Linked DNA regions of Homo sapiens: all the other regions are linked to region 1. Evidence: chromatin contacts called from ENCODE Hi-C or POLR2A ChIA-PET data. All regions are on one chromosome and are shown on one strand. Each heading gives the region's core, a stretch centred on a gene start or an enhancer-like site at or near the end of the contact. The rest is flanking DNA. Distances are from core to core; before and after follow the strand shown. Region 1 holds the start of TIMM17B (translocase of inner mitochondrial membrane 17B). Region 2 holds the start of PORCN-DT (PORCN divergent transcript). Region 3 overlaps LOC107985695 (a long non-coding RNA gene).

Region 1 (3,477 bases), core at 419-2,918:
CATGATCAGGCCACTGCACGCCAGCCTGGGCAACAGGGCAAGATGCTGTCTCAAAAAAAAAAAAAAAAAAAAAAACATGGCCAGGCACAGTGGCACACGCCTGTAATCCCAGCACTTTGGGAGGCCGAGGTAGGTGGATCACCTGAGGTCCAGAGTTCAAGGCCAGCCTGGCCAACATAGTGAAACCCCATTTCTACTAAAATTACAAAAATTCGTCAGGTCTGGTGGCACATGCCTGTAGTCCCAGCTACTTGGGAGGCTGAGACAGGAGAATTGCCTGAACCCAGGAGGCAGAGGTTGCAGTGAGCCAAGAGCGTGCCACTGCACTCTAGCCTGGGCAACAGAGCAAGACTGTCTCAAAAAAAAAAAAAACTGTCTGGCTTTGCACATACATTTAAAATTTGGTGATGACTCTTTGAACGACACAGCATTTCCACAGAGGAGCTCCAGTTGGGTGGGGTGGAGGGTGGAAGACAGAGGCCATGTTTGCAATCCCTACAAAATCCCAGATACAGGAGCCAGGCTCGGCACATAGTAGGTGAGTGGGCACCAGAATGAATAAGTGCACGTGACTGGCAGCTCCAAGCAGTTTTCAGAGCAGCCTCCCTTGTGGGCAAGATAGCTAACCCCACACCAACCCAGGGAAGGCCTGGACTCACAACAGGGGCATTGCGGAAACCCTTGATGGCCTGGAAGACTCCGCCACCGATGACACCCATAGTGAAGGCTCCACCGCAATCATCCACAATTCGCCATGGGCTGCAAGCAGGAAGGGAAGGACGGGGTTAATGTGAGCCCTCCCCCAGGTCCTGTCACACGAACTCTTTTCTAACTGGGAGAAACCAAGTCACCAGAATGGGAAGTTCCTAAGTAGGAACAAACACTTCAGATAATAATGAGCTAGTTCTGTCACGCTTTTTCCACACACCCCCCCATTAAAGCGAGAAATGGGGCAAAGGGGGAGAAATATTAGTCTTCGCCCTGTCTACCAACCAAGGAATCAGCCAACGGTTTTACTGTGATCAAAGATTAAATGAATTGGCACACGCAGAGTTGACGTTTCAATAAGCGACATAGGCGTGTTAACTAGCCAAGACAGACTGTCAGCAAAGCAGGACCGCGTCGCACCCCTTCTCCGACGGTGAGCCCGTCCAACCATGCCCCGCCCCTTTTCAATCCGGCACAACTGGGAAAAACCAAGAGCGACCGCGGGAAGCATCCACCGTCCCCGCCGGCCCTCAACAGGTTCATCCGTGCCCCGCCCCCCACTGACAAAGGCGACCTGGGAAAAACCACTGGCGGCAACTCTGGGGATTTCCGGTCAACACCGTACCACCCCTAGCCGGGATGGATCGTCCAGCGTGTCTTTTTTCGTTAACAGGGCTAGGAGATTACGAAGTCAGGAGAAACATGGCGTGGTTCGGCCTTCGCCGCACCTTCTCTGGTTGTGGCCCCTCATAACGGAGCCCGAATGACAGGAACCGAGTGGGGGTAGCGGGAGATACGTTAAGAGTCCCCCGAGTCTGGTACATGGCTCTGTGCGGCCGATGCCTCCCCCGCCCGACCCCCACGGCTGGCCTTGGCGTCGCAGCAATATTCCGGATGCCTGTGCCCATTGCCGTACCAGGGCTCCCGAGCGTACTCCTCCATGGCGCTGGCGTCTGGCCGCGCAGTCAGGCCACGCCCCCAGCGTAGACGCACACCGGCGTCGGAGCTTTCCGCCTATTACCGGGCAGCGATTGGGTCGCTATACCGCATGTCACGCCAAGGACGCACTCTCATTGGCCAATCGAGTTTCTGCCATTTGTTCATTGCCTCCTGAGCGTAGTCCAGTTACTTTCAGGCTCGGGGAGTGAAGGCCTCGTTGAGAGAAGGTCTCATTCGGTGTTTTGGGAAGAGAGTCGTGTGGGCCCAGGTATCGTAGCGGCGACACGAGAGAGACGGGCGGTGTGACAGCCTTCCACTACCTGCACGAGTGTATTGGTAACGTTGGGGTGGGTGCACTCTTTTGGAGCTGGAGGAAGTGCTGCCCTCTGCTCCCCCATCCCAGCGCTTTGGTTTCTCCCACCCGGCAGTCATGGGGACGCTGGATGAGCCCATTTCTGAAGTGCGGAGGGGCCGGGCTTCTTAGGCTGTGGGCGGAGCCTGGGCCTGGGAGAGGAACAGGGCCCTGGAGCACCTGGTTTCGGGGACAGTAGGGTTGGTGGGAGTTGCGATGATATTGCCACCTACCTCTTACATCTTTTAGTGCGTATGTTCTGTCCACCCAGCTACTGGTTCATTTGAGTAGATCGGAGTCAGATGAGTACATGTTTACGGGAGGCGCTTGGTTACGGGATCCAGATAGGAATCTTTATCTGAGCTGCTTGTCAGTTTGTTCGTCTGTCCCTAGGTCTGTCTGCTATCAGCTATGCCGCTGCCCGTTGCGCTGCAGACCCGCTTGGCCAAGAGAGGCATCCTCAAACATCTGGAGCCTGGTGAGACAGCTAAAAGCAGATGGTCCTAACACGTGCCAGCCTCGACAGGCACTTTTGTTGTTGATACTGACGCTTGATACCTAGCATGGGCCAACTGTGCACCAAGCAATGGGGTGGCAGGCATTTTTCGTTGTTAACAATGTGGATTCCTGACATCCATCCCTACCGCGTGTCAAGTGGAGGGGGTTGGGGGAATAGATATTTCATTCTTTTTTTTTTTTTTTTTTTTTTTTTTTTTTTTTTTTTTTGAGGCAGAGTCTTATTGTGCACCCAGGCTGGAGTGCAGTGGCGCGATCTCGGCTCACTAAAACCTCCGCCTTCCAGGTTCAAGCGATTCTCCTGCCTTAACTTCCCGAGTAGTTGGGACTACAGGCACGCCCCGCCCCACCACACCTGGCAATTTTTTTTTTTTTTTTTTTGAGACAGAGTCTCGGTCTGTCGCCCAGGCTGGAGTGCTGTGGCGTGATCTCGTCTCACTGCAACCTCCGCCTCCCGGGCTCAAGCGATTTTCCTGTCTCAGCCTCCCAAGTAGCTGGGATTACAGGCACGTGATACCACACCCGGCTGATTTTTGCATTTTTAGTAGAGACGGGTTTCACCATGTTGGCTAGGCTGGCCTCTAACTCCTGACCTCAGGTGATCCACCCCCCACCCTTGGCTTTCCAAAGGGTTGGGATTACAGGCATAAGCCACTGTGCCCGGCAGATATTTCATTCTTAACAATACTGACTGGCTGGGCGTGGCGGCTCAAGCTGGCATTCCCAGCACTTTAGGAGGCTGAGGCGGGTAGATTGCTTGAGTTTAGGGATTAAGAGATTAGCCTGAGCAACATGGCAAAACCCCGTCTTTACAAAAAATACAAAAATTAATCGTGTGTTGTGGTGCATGCCTGTAGTCCCAGCTACTTGGGAGGCTGAGGTGAGAGGATCTCTTGAGCCTAGGATGTCAAGGGTGCAGTGAGCCGAGATTGTGCCACTGCACTCCAGCCTGGCCGACACAT
Region 2 (3,477 bases), core at 425-2,924, 390 kb before region 1:
TATATACATATTCTTACCGTATTAAATGTTTTTTGTTTGTAATACATGAATACTAATTTATGAGCTAGAACTCCATTTAACTTCATGTTAAAATAGAGAGAAAATATACATTTCTCTTCAATTACCATTGGTGTTTCCCAGCAAAAACCTGCCAAGCCCACTCTTTTGTTTAACAGAAAAGGACAATGGAGACGGGTGAGTGAACATGACTTGCCCAGCTCCATACAGGCCATTGTTAATCTGATTAAAATCTGTTTCAGTTGGCTGCCCAGGTCAGGGTGGCGTCCAGTTTGACCTGGGCTTCCTTCTCCCTTCCACGTCACAGCTAAGCATGTAGTGCAGTAAGCGCCCAGTAAGTGCTCTTTTGGAAAAATAGGCCCTTCATCAGCCTAGGTACAAAGGGGAATGCCTAGAAACTGCAGCAGTAGGGTAGGTAGAAGGCGGGTGCTACATAAATCTTTAGTGTTGGTGCAGATAGAGGTGCGGATGGGGCCAGTGTAAGCGCTTTCTTTTTTATTTTATTTATTTATTTATTTAGAGAAGGAGTTTCGCTCTTGTTTATTTATTTATTTATTTTGGAGAAGGAGTTTTGCTCTTGTCACCCAGGCTGGAGTGCAATGGCGTGATCTCGGCTCACTGCAACCTCCGTCTCCTGGGCTCAAGTGATTCTCCTGCCTCAGCCTCCGGAGTAGCTGGGATTACAGGCGCCCAGCTAAATTTTTTGTATTTTTAGTAGAGACAGGGTTTCGCCATATTGGCCAGCCTGGTCTCAAACTCATGACCTCAGGTGATCCATCCGCCTCGGCCTTCCAAAGTGCTGGGTTACAGGTGTGAGCCACCACGCCCAGTCTTTATTTATTTATTTTGAGACGGAGTTTCGCTCTTGTAGCCCACAATGACGCGATCTTGGCTCACTGCAACCTCTGCCTCCTGATTCTCCTGCTTTAACCTCCCGAGTAGCTGGGATTACAAGCGTGCGCCACCACGCCTGGCTAATTTTTGTATTTTTAGTAGAGACGGGGTTTCGCCATGTTGGCCAGGCTGGTCTCGAACTCCTGACCTCAAGCTATCCTCCTACCCTTGGCCTCCCGAAGTGCTGGGTTTATAGGCGTGAGCCACCGAGCCTGGCCCTTAAGAGCTTTATAAATGCCCCCCTTTTAAGTGCTCGGTACTAGCCTCCCTCTAGTTCACAGAGAACATTTACTAGTCGCTGGGGTCACCTTCGAAGCAAAGAGTCTGCTGGGGAATTAAGCATGCAAATCACTTCTCAACGACGACACGCCAAGTGCTCACAGCTCGTCCCCAGGGGAAGCACAGGCGCCTAATTTGTGTTCCTAGGTGACACAGTCATTACTTATAAATGTTCCTGGCCGGTCCCAGGAGGTGGGAGGGTTGGGAGTTACTTCGGTTCTCTCAAAGGTTGGGGAAGGAGAGATCTCGGTTTGTTTTCCCATCTGTGAAACGGGGACACCACGGTATTTAGAGGACGTGCGCGGGTGACTATTTGGGGGTGCAGCGGCTTCCCTCCTCCCTCCCCCATCTTTCCCTTCTCACTTCCAAGGCTTGGAAATTTGGAGATTCGGAAGTTTGTTCTTGGATGGCCAGAAATCCTCCGGAGGCAGACGGTCTGGGGCTGAAACCGCCACAGGCCGGAAAGGTGCGGGCGTGAACGTCCTGCGCGCCGACGTCCCCCCGCGCCGGTCTCCCCTCAATCCTCCTGCTCCCCTCCTCCGCGTCCCCGTCCCCGCCCCCCTCCTGCTCTCCCATTGGCCGAGCCGGCGGCCGGGCCGCCCCGGGATTTAAAGGGCCCGCTCGCCGCGCCGCTCTGGGAGCCGCTGCTGGTCCCGGCCTTGCGGCCTGCGGGGGAGGCTGCCCGGAGGAGGCAGCGGCGGCGGCAGCGCGTCCTCGGTCCCCAGGACCACGGCTTCTTTCCTGCCAGGTAGGTCGCCAGTAGTGCGCACGCGGCTCCCCAGCTCCCATCCCTGGGCCGGCCTCCCCAGGCGGATCTGTAGCGCGAGTGCTAGGACCCCCTCCCCATCACCTTTCCGACTCTCCCTCAGGCTATGTCTCCTACCACCACCTCCTTGCAGCCCCCGGACCTGGGCAGGACTTTGTTGGCGGCCTCTCGCCGGGTGGGGATGAGATGGGGGGCGCGGAGGATACAGGACACCCCCCCTCCCCGTGCCGCCGCATCCATACAAGGAGAGATGCACACGGCCCCCAAGTGTCACAGAATCCCCCTCTCTGCCCTCCACTCAGAGCGACTCTACCTTGGAAACCAGGGATTCCCCTTCCCGTCGCCCGCCCCATTTGATATATGGGCCTGAAATGTATGCCATCCCATCACCATCGGACTGGACTGTTCACAGCACTGGAGAGACAGAGGTCCTTCATTCACTCCAGGTCACAGGCTGTGCGTGTGCATGCCGAACACCCACATGCACACAGTTGGTGGCTCAGTCTGATGTACCTGACTTCTCACGCCTTCCCCCAGTCCTCCAGTACCGTGCCTCTACATGGGCTGGGCAGCCCCAAACTGAAATGTGAGTGCCAGAGTGCATCCTTTAAGCGAGGTCTGCCCCACGGACACCCGCTCCCTCTGTGTCCCTGCTTTGACAGATCTATCCATCTGGCCATCCATCCGTGGGGGTCTGCAATGGCCACCTTTAGCCGCCAGGAATTTTTCCAGCAGCTACTGCAAGGCTGTCTCCTGCCTACTGCCCAGCAGGGCCTTGACCAGATCTGGCTGCTCCTTGCCATCTGCCTCGCCTGCCGCCTCCTCTGGAGGCTCGGTAAGTGCCTGCCATACCGTGTGCCACCATGCCAGGCCATATCAGACCTCCCACATTCATCCATATCGAGCCACACCTTACCCTGTCACATCCTGCCAGGCCCTAGCATGTCCAAGCTGGACCCCAACATGTTCAGCCCCACCACATCCCACCAGGCCAAACCCCATTCCACCATACCACATCCTACTATGCCAGCCACCCCATGCCATGCCACACCGAGCCACATCCTGCCATGCCAAGCCATGCCCTTCAGTATTCCTGAGTTCTGGGATTCCAGAAAGCTGAGATTCTTGGATCTTGGGATTCTGAAATGTCTACATCCCAAGGTTATAAGACATTGGCATGCTGATGTCACAGGGTTATGGAATCCCAAAGTACCATGATTACAGCGTTTGGAGATTCTGACAATTTGAAATTCTCACATTCTAGACTTCTAAAATGTTGGCATTGTGGATTTCTATAATCAGGGCATGATGCGATTTCTGGATTCTAGGATTCTGAAATGTTTCCACAGTCATAGCAGGCCTGTATCTTAATGAAAGATTCCAAGTCCCCAAGATTCCTATAGGAGGCGGAGATTTCTGGAAATCTGAGATCCGAAGGTTCTACACTTTCTTTTTTCTTTCTTTCTTTTTTAATTTTAAATGGATGTTCTATTTTTTCCCAGGTTTATTATTTTGAAATT
Region 3 (3,477 bases), core at 660-3,159, 270 kb before region 1:
TATTTTATATTATTTTATTATAATTTTATTTTACTGTATTTTATTTATTTGTTTGTTTTGAGACAGGGTCTTTGCTCTGTCACCCACGCTGGAGTGCAGTGGCATGATCTCAGCTCACTGGAGCCTTGACTTCCTGGGCTCAAGTGATCCTCCCACCTCAGTCTCCCAAGTAGCTGGGACTACAGGCATGCACCACCACACCTGGCTAATTTTTAAAAAATTTTGGTAGCAATGGGACCTCAACATGTTGCCCAGGCTGGTCTCAAACTCCTGGACTCAAGCAATCCTCCCTCCTCAGCTTCCCAAAATGTTGGGATTAGAGGCATTGAACCACTGCACCTGGCCTATTTTATTTTTGAAAATAGAGACAGGTGGGGGGGGTGGGTGTCTCCCTATATTGCTCAGGCTGGTCCCGAACTCCTGGTCTCAAGTGATCCTTTTGGCTTCCCAAAGTGCTGGGATTACATGAGCCACCACTCCTGGCCACTGTGCTGGGTTTAATTGTGGAGAACTATAACTAAGCATTGTCTTTAAAAAACGAGTACATTGGCCGGGCGCGGTGGCTCACGCCTGTAATCTCAGCACTCTGGGAGGCGGAGGCGGGCGGATCACGAGGTCAGGAGATCGAGACCATCCTGGCTAACACGGTGAAACCCCCATCTCTACTAAAAATACAAAAAATTAGCCGGGCGTGGTGGCGGGCACCTGTAGTCCCAGCTACTCGGGAGGCTGAGGCAGGAGAATGGCGTGAACCCAGGAGGCGGAGCTTGCAGTGAGCCGAGATCGCACCACTGCACTCCAGCCTGGGCGACAGAGTGAGACTGCCTCAAAAAAAAAAAAAAAAAAAAAAGAGTACATTTTGGGCCGGTTGCAGTGGCTCACATCTACAATCCCAGTACTTTGGGAGGCCGAGGCAGGCGGATCACCTGAAGTCAGAAGTTGGAGACCAGCCTGGGCAACACGGCAAAACCCCGTCTCTACTAAAAAAACATAAAAACTAGCCAGGCATGTTGGCGGGCGTCTGTAATCCCAGCTACTCGGGAGGCTAAGGCAGGAAAATTCCTTGAACCTGGGAGGTGGAGGTTGCAGTGAGCCCGGATCACGCCACTGCACTCCAGCCTGGGAGACAGAGGGAGACTCCATCTCAAAAAAAAATTAAAATTAAATTAAAATAAAAAAAGAACATTTTGGCCTACAATTCCTGACAAAGATGGAATGTGGGCAAATGCATGATGACCTGGATTATTTCTGGGAGAATTGTAAAGAGTTTCTGTAGTCAGCAGAAATGCTTTGAATACTTTCCATATATTAGTTCATTAATCCCCCATGAAGTACAAGTAGGGGAAACTGAGGCACAGGGAAGTTGACTAATTTGCCCAGGGTCACAAAGTGAGTAAGTGGCAGAACCGCTATTTGAACCTAGCTGCGCTCATAGTGCTTTAATCTTCAATCAGCGAGGATCGTCAAGTTGGCTGCTGGATCTTTCTGGATCTTTTTTTCATTACCTCGCCTTTCATGTTGTTTGTCCACATAGCTTGAGGCTTTATCACAGATTGCTCTTGGGGGCAGTGTTACTCCAGAAATGCCGGAATGCTCCGCTATTCCTCACTCCACCCCTAAATATACAGCATCTCCTCCCGCCCTTAAGCTCTGAAAAAAATGCTGCGGAGCCAGAAAGGCTGCAGAAAGCCGGGTGTGACCACTGGCTCTGTAGCCAACCTGTTCCCTGCTGCTGCTGCTGCTGCTGCTGCTGCTGCTGCTGCAGTCGTTTGGTTTCCTCTTTGAATCTGAGATGATTCTGAGGTCTACACTGCAAACTCTTGGCATATATCATTTCTAGAATTCCATTCCTACTCGACCTAGGCTGTGAGTCTGCACTAGTTCGCGGCACGTTAGATCGCGCCCATTTCCCTTATTGGCAAGTTGTCAGGTTGAGGAAGCTCCAGGCCTGGAGGAGGGCATCTCCAGCCACCAGCCATGAAGCCCAGGGCCTCAGGCACCTTCTGGCCTCCGGGTGGCCTCCTCTATTCGCTGACCCAGACACTAGTCCAGTGGTTCCCAAAGTGGGGTTCCCTGGCAGGCAGCAGCTGCCTCGCTGGGAATCTATTAAAAATGCATACTCCCAGGCCCCACCCATGACCCACTGAATCAGAAGCTGTGGGCCTGGGGCCCAGCAGTTGGTGTTTTCAGAAGCCCTCCAGTGGACTCCAATGGTTCCTAGAGTTTCAAAAGCACACTGGGCTAGGCCAGGTGTGCCAAGAGAGAAGTAGCTTTTTGGCTCAAGTCCTCACAGGAATGGTCAGAGGGTCCCCATCAGTCTATCAGTGTGCACCATACAACGCTCACAGAGGGACACACGTGTGCCCGTGTGCATGCGTCCCTGTATGGACTCCAGTTGGAGGGGGAGGGACAGTTTTGCCTTGTGGTTTTGTCACTCGCCATTGGAAAATAGCCCTTTCCCCTACTACTAAATAGCTTCCCATTGTTTTCTAGTCCCTTTACTTCCATTTCAGAGAGTGTTTTCTCTTCTGTGTTTTTTTGTTTGTTTGTTTTTTGAGACGGAGTCTCACTCTCTCACCCAGGCTGGAGTGCAGTGGCGCGATCCTGGCCCATTGCAACCTCCGCCTCCGGGATTCAAGCAATTCTCCTGCCTCAGCCTGCTAAGTAGCTGGGATTACAAGTGCCTGCTACCACACTCACCTAATTTTGTATTTTTAATAGAGATAGGGGTTTTGCCATGTTGGCCAGGTTGGTCTCGAACTCCTGACCTCAGATGATCCACCTGCCTCGACCTCCCAAGTGCTGGGATTACAGGCATGAGCCACCATGCTGGGTCCCTCTTCTCTTTGGAAAAGTCATCCACGTTGGTTGCAAGTTTTTCAGAAAAGAGGGAACTACATTATAGAAATAAATGGCAAACAGACACCCAACACCCAAGGAATAATTTCTCATCTCTGTCCTTTCAATGTGTATATTTCTAAATGTCCGTGTTTATATTTACATAAATTAAAAAAAACGGTTTACTTGTACGTGTCATTTTGTTTTTATCTTAAATTTTTGTGTTTTTAATTTTGGTGATATATCATTTTGGTTGTACTTTTTCACTTCTGTACATACTGTTACATAACATGCAGTTTTCCAGTAACACTAACTTGTGAATGCATATTTTACAATTTTATTTATATTTATTTATTTATTTACTTTTGAGACAGTCTCACTCTGTCTCCCAGGCTGGAGTGCAGTGGCTTGATCTCGGCTCCCTGCAACCTCCACCTCCCAGGTTCAAGCAATTCTCCTGCCTTAGCTTCCCGGGTAGCTGGGATTACAGACCCGCCACCGCGCCTGGCTAATTTTTGTTTTTTTAAGTAGAGACGGGGTTTTACCATGTTGGCCAGGCTGGTCTCAAACTCCTGATCTCAGGTGATCTGCCTGCCTAGGCCTCCCAAAGTGCTGGGATTACAGGCGTGAGCCACCGCG

The links. A loop is a pair of places that touch in the nucleus more often than their neighbours do. ChIA-PET counts read pairs that join two places held with the same protein, here RNA polymerase II (POLR2A). Pooled maps may share reads with other maps.
Region 2: a loop to region 1 is called in a pooled map, with 13 times the contacts of the local background. The contact joins the promoter of PORCN-DT here to the promoter of TIMM17B in region 1. A Hi-C loop is called at or near these places in 4 of 50 pooled maps.
Region 3: a map of OCI-LY7 shows a loop between it and region 1 (4-fold over the local background). The contact joins the enhancer-like site here to the promoter of TIMM17B in region 1. A Hi-C loop is called at or near these places in 11 of 168 maps with a recorded cell type or tissue (B cell, CD4-positive, alpha-beta T cell, CD4-positive, alpha-beta memory T cell and 7 more), 14 of 37 single-sample maps with no recorded cell type and 21 of 50 pooled maps. POLR2A ChIA-PET finds 5 or more read pairs at or near these places in 8 of 52 experiments (A549, CD4-positive, alpha-beta T cell, CD8-positive, alpha-beta T cell and 5 more).

Annotation. Positions count from the first base shown.
Region 1 is chrX:48,896,100-48,899,576 of GRCh38, forward strand. TIMM17B (translocase of inner mitochondrial membrane 17B) reads right to left here and starts at 1,669. Exons shown (of 6, transcript NM_001395498.1): 1 at 1,625-1,669; 2 at 660-759. The coding sequence starts at 1,650. It overlaps PQBP1 (polyglutamine binding protein 1), which reads left to right and starts at 1,831. Exons shown (of 7, transcript NM_001032382.2): 1 at 1,831-1,983; 2 at 2,393-2,477. The coding sequence starts at 2,411. RefSeq lists enhancers at 1,185-1,334, 1,365-1,564, 1,855-2,224, 2,275-2,494.
Region 2 is chrX:48,507,165-48,510,641 of GRCh38, forward strand. It overlaps PORCN-DT (PORCN divergent transcript), which reads right to left and starts at 1,675. Exons shown (of 2, transcript NR_135596.1): 1 at 1,555-1,675. PORCN (porcupine O-acyltransferase) reads left to right here and starts at 1,828. Exons shown (of 15, transcript NM_203475.3): 1 at 1,828-1,939; 2 at 2,620-2,792. The coding sequence starts at 2,657. RefSeq lists a silencer at 1,655-2,054.
Region 3 is chrX:48,629,947-48,633,423 of GRCh38, forward strand. The region is part of intron 1 of LOC107985695 (a long non-coding RNA gene); the gene reads left to right. Among named protein-coding and RNA genes, the nearest start is that of WDR13, 34 kb to the left of the region's middle. RefSeq lists an enhancer at 1,882-1,951. Within about 2 kb of position 1,910, at least 2 of the 41 ENCODE cell types and tissues checked have a DNase peak (open chromatin) inside an H3K27ac peak, as active enhancers do; they include CD8-positive, alpha-beta T cell, where a contact is called at or near this core.